Linked DNA regions of Mus musculus: region 2 is linked to region 1. The links are chromatin loops, found by intact Hi-C in ENCODE. Cell type or tissue: heart. All regions are shown on one strand.

Evidence for each region. Peaks named below come from ENCODE experiments on the same cell type or tissue, not always from the same donor. Only the 100,000 strongest peaks of a DNase experiment are listed, where the experiment ranks them.
Region 2: a loop joins it to region 1, with 17 times the contacts of the local background. A loop is called at or near these places in 8 of 42 quality-filtered maps.

Annotation. Positions count from the first base shown.
Region 1 is chr12:28,699,637-28,702,136 of GRCm38, reverse strand. It overlaps Trappc12 (trafficking protein particle complex 12), which reads left to right. Exons shown (of 12, transcript NM_178811.5): 8 at 528-601. Among named protein-coding and RNA genes, the nearest start is that of Mir6937, 22 kb to the right of the region's middle. In heart, no CTCF peak of the experiment used is centred here; DNase peaks (open chromatin) are centred at 1,346 and 2,296; H3K27ac peaks cover 1,120 bases.
Region 2 is chr12:29,127,525-29,130,024 of GRCm38, reverse strand. No RefSeq gene overlaps it. Among named protein-coding and RNA genes, the nearest start is that of Gm31333, 13 kb to the left of the region's middle. In heart, a CTCF peak has its summit at 980; no DNase peak of the experiment used is centred here.

The DNA.
Region 1 (2,500 bases):
CTGGACTTATCCTGTCCTCTCATGGAGCGCTTTTATGGCCACTTCTGGTGTCCATCCTCAGTAAAGCCTGTGAAAAAGGCAGACCAGCGTTGTTCCAATCTGAAACTAAAGGCCTAGGGAAGTGGTCAGTTCCAGGTTGTAGGGACTAAAACTGCCACCAGGCCCGGGGTTCTCCGCAGCCGCTGGACACGAGCAGGCGATGTGCATGGGTCAGCTTCTGCCCTGGGCAGCAGATGCTGTCTCTGCATCAGACGTGTTCACAGGTTTAGGATTGTGGCTTAGAAGTGAGCTCCTGATGACTGCTTGAGCTGGGCTATATTTCTTGCTGCATCTGTGCAGATGGTCTCTTATGGGAGCCCACTCTGGGCATCCCACTGAGAACACTGTCCTCTGTCTCCGGTTCTTGGGGAGGCCTGGTAAGGTTAGGCGGGGAGGCGGGGGGCTTTGTGTCAGCACCCAGAGTGTAGCAGTTGCCAGCTCGCAGGAGCACACTTGCTTGTGCACACTCACGCCTCTCTCTCCCGCAGCCTCTGTTCAGCTGTGGAGGTCTCGTCTGGGCCGTGTGCTGTACTCCATGGCAAACTGTCTGCTCCTGATGAAGGTATGTGGGCGGCTGAGCTGTAGAGCACCTTGTTCTAGCAGACAGTGTCAGCTAGAGGCTGCAAGGAAGTGCTGCGTGTTCCAATAGGCCTGACAAGGAAGTGAGCCGTGGGCCTCAGCAGTCTTCAGTGTGGCCTAGATTGCTCAGTAGAGTTCACTCACACTTGGGGGCCTAACTTGTCGTTGTAAAATTTCCACAGAAAACAGTTTATATTGCTGAATTTAATTGCACGGGCCTAGGTCTAAACAGTCTAATTAAAACTGCTCACTCCGCCCGAAAATGGGCGTTTTCCTCTGAACTCCATCCAGAAAATCTCACCTTTGTTCTGATTGTTTTACTGTGAGGGTCATTTTTTAATGATTGATGGATTTGACATCTGAAGGCAGTCTTTCCCACCAGACCCTCTTGTGAGGACCTCACCCCGAGCTGTGCACCTGAGGAGCCAGTGTGACTCGGGGAGCTCTGCCGGGCTGTCAGTCACTGAATTTCCAGTCCATTCTCCACGTGGGCCCTGCCAGCGGGTTTTCAGCTTCTCTCTCATTTCAAATACATCCCATGCCTGGCTTGCCTCCCGCCCTGGGCACGGGTGGCCTGCCACAGAGCTGGCGGCCTTGCTGCCAGCTGCAGGCAGGCACTGAAGCCGCCACGGAATCTGTCAGCAGCAGACGCCCAGAGCAGCGCTGTTAACACCTTCCGAGCTGTGGTGAGACGGCTCATCAGCTCATCCTCAGCCAAGGTCGTCCTGCTCTGACTGAGCGGCCGCCAGCGGGCAGGTTACCAAGGGGAAGAGCGTGCTCCTCGCTTTAGAGCGACTGGCAGCCCTCCACGTGGCCAGCTCCTTGGACCTGGCAGGAAAGTCTGTGACCACAGCCCAGCCATAGGACAGTGTGTTTCCTCTGCACCTCTGCAGACAGGTGACGTGTGACATTGGGTGTAGACAGGCTCTTGTAGTAGGTGACCTTGACACAGAAGAATGGGTTTCCTAAAACCTCTCCAGCTGTCCTCACAGCTCTTTCCGACTCTTGAACACATTACAGCTTTTAGAAGTTCTGTGTGAGATATTTGCACATGGTCTGTTGCCACAGGGCCACTTTGTTCCTGGTATCTTCCCACATCCACCTCCCTGGTGACATCATTGCAGAGCCTCCCCCACCTCCCCATGGGCTGCAGCCCTCAGCCAAGGAGGGGCCTGCTTCCTTCTGTCCCACCGCCCCCTGTGAGGCCTGCCTCTCCTCACTGCTGTGGCCTGTAGCAGCCTGAGAAGGCACCGGGAGCCTCCAGTCTCCTGAAGTCTCTGAGCCTTGGTTGCCTTCTTAGGCTTGCAGCACTGGTGGTGCCCAGCCACAGGCTGAAGATGCTCAGGGAGGAAGTCGCTGCTCAGCTGCAGTGCACTCAGCTTGCCTTTCTGAGAGACTCTGTTAGAAAATAGTGTAACAAAAAACGCTTTCCTTTGTTTTACTGCAGTAGTGACACCGCCAGCAATGTAGGCACAGGCACCAAACGTCTGCCTGTGACATCCTGTCACCCAAGGTTCTGAACGGGACGGATTATCATGTCTCAAAAATACTTTCTCCATGGATGTAATTTAAATTAAAAGTTTGATTTAATCTTGATTTTCATGAGTTAAAGAAATGCTGTAAGGAAAGTGGATGTGAGCACATGCAGTCTGCTGCCATCTAGTGGACACGACAAGTATTGCCACAGTAGCTGGGCTGCATAGCTGGGGCCTGTGTGCCAGCTAACAATGACCTAATTAATCAGCCTTTTAATGATAAGAAATTTGCTCATATGTTCTAGTTCTGAGAGTCCCACTATATATTTCCAGGAACACCCGCTTGCAAGACAAAGCCCTTCGTTCATAAATGTGATATCCTGAGGTTTCACAGTAGCCATAAGATA
Region 2 (2,500 bases), 430 kb before region 1:
TGCCCCAGGCCTTGGATGTGACTCTGTAGACAGATGGATGTCTATCTCTAAGACATCAGGATTCCTTCTCTTCCTCCCTGCAGGTTCTGTTACAGAGCTCTGTGAATACCCATCAGGGAAAGTGAATTCCCTGGACTGTGTAGAGGCCTGAAATTCCAAACTTCCCTAAATATAAGAGAGTTAATCCAGCTGGGAAGGCCGCCCCCGGCTAAGGGACCACCACTTAGGAAGGTGGGGCCACTCCAGGAAGGCCAATCTACCTTAAACTACACTGAGAAGGTGCAGGAACAGTTGCCCAGCTAATGAGATAATGTATTTTTCCTTATAAGAATTCCTGGTCCTGATCCAGCCACTACAAGTCCCCGTGAGGTCCTGCTACTCTCTCTGACTCAGGAAGTTATCATTACTCCCCTTTCTTCTCTTCTGTCTCTTTGAAATCCTCCGTTTCCCTTCTCTTCCTCTGAACACAGCTGTTTCTCTGGCACATGGCCGACCTTCATGCCAGCTTAGTTCAATGGAGTTTCTCTGCCTCCTCATCTCCTTCCCCAGGCAACTGATAAAATTTACAGTTTGCCTGTCGTGAGGTTTTTTTGTTTTTTTTTTTTTTAATTCTAATGAAATGGCCCTGGGGTTTCCTTTTAGTCCATTCTCAAATTATTTTATTGAGATCAAGAACCCCAAGAGAGGACCAATATGTGACAAGTCTTAGGGAACTCCCCTAAATGCCCAGTAACATTTCTGTGGATTCCTATTCACTCTACCATTTCCAAAGGCATGGGCTCCTGGTACCAAAGCTCAGCTCTGAGACAACAACCGGCTAAAGCTGCTCAACCCTCTTCAGGAGACGCGTGCCCTTGTGCCCTTGTGTGTCTTCCAAGCGGCTGGCTTCGATGCAGGGCTGCTGAGCGGGAGGCACAGCTGGTATGGTAAAGGAAGCCCTGGTGAAGATCCAGACTCCCCTGCAAAACCGTGACCAGACAGCAGGAGCCACTCTCTCACCAGAGCAGATGTTGCTAGATCCCCACCAGTGATGAAGCTGTCGGATGAGGTGCAAAGGTTCCCAAGGCCCCGTTGTTGGAGTAGATGGAAGCAAAGTCAGCAGAGTTCTGCCATCAAGACAGAAACGGATGAGGGGCCTCAACAGGGTCATCAAGGCTCTTGTTATAGTGGGAATACTTCATACAGGTCTAAACAAACATTGGCCTTCAGAATACCTTCAAACTGTAGCCATGGCAACAAAATACACAGGGAAGTATAGTGATAGCAAGGTCTGCTGTGGTCATAAGAGAGCTATTAACATTTCCTTTTAGAATTGGGGAAAGAGGAAACATTGTCAGACCCTCAACTGAGATTCTCCAGCAGCTGGGACACTGGAGCTGGGGCTTTCACTCATCACCCATGATGGAGTGGGGTTTTACAGTGAGACAGCCGCTTCTGAGTCAACCGTGCTTCTATAAGTAACCTGTCAGCTACGTGCCTATAAATAGTTCTAATAAACTCACTGGCTCAACCAAACCAGACCTGGAAAAAAAATAATTTCCTTCATATGTCGGTTCTCTATCCGGGGGAGAAAGCTATTTCTTTGTGTTTCCCTGGAAAAAAGAACACAACGGATTGGTAGCTGAACTGGGACATGACAGATCCAAGGATGAGTCTGGGAAGAGAGGTTGCATGTCTATCATGGATAATAAGAAATGCAGCTGAGGCTGGGCCACCTAAGAGTGGAATATCTGTGCCTGGATCCCAGGACCATCATCTTTTTCTGATGTAGCATGGAACAGTGAGCCTCCGTGACAAGGGGCCAACCCATGAAACAGAGATGGAAGGACTGAAAAATGTACCATACAGTACCTGAAAATAACACGTATGGAATGAGATTTCCAGGAAGCTCTGGTGGCAGTCGTATGCACCCTGAGATGTGTAATAAGACATACAACCGAGGTTGACCTATCTACCCATAGGGAACATGCCCTTGCAAGGAAGGAATTACAATGAGAAAGAGGGATGTGGGAGGCATCGCTTAGATTCGTCTCTGACTTAGCAGAAAAAAAAGGATAAGAGGAATAAGACATACTGATGTTCTGTTCCTCACAGCTCTGGGGAGTCATAAGGCAAAGAGCAAAAATTAGATCTGTCCTAAAGAAGCCCTCATGGGATCCAAAGCGTGGAACCAGTGGGAAGAATTAGACAGTGTAGAGAGTGAATGAAGTCTACATGATAGTGAGGACTGAGGGAGTTAGGCATGAGAAAGGTGGCAGTTGATGCCTGGCTCACCAGGCCAGACAGAACTATGCTTAGTGGAGAGGTGAGTAAAAGTTAATTTGGCAGAGACCTCAGGACTAGTGTGGGGCAGTTCGCAGCATTCTTGAGCCTTGTTGTGGGATAAAATCTTTCTGGCTGCTAACAACTCTGGCACATCTAAGTGATTGGCATGTAAATCAGGTTTGTGAAGTTCTAAAGCAATCAAGAGGGATGAAGAAAAAAAAAAAGTAGAGGTCAT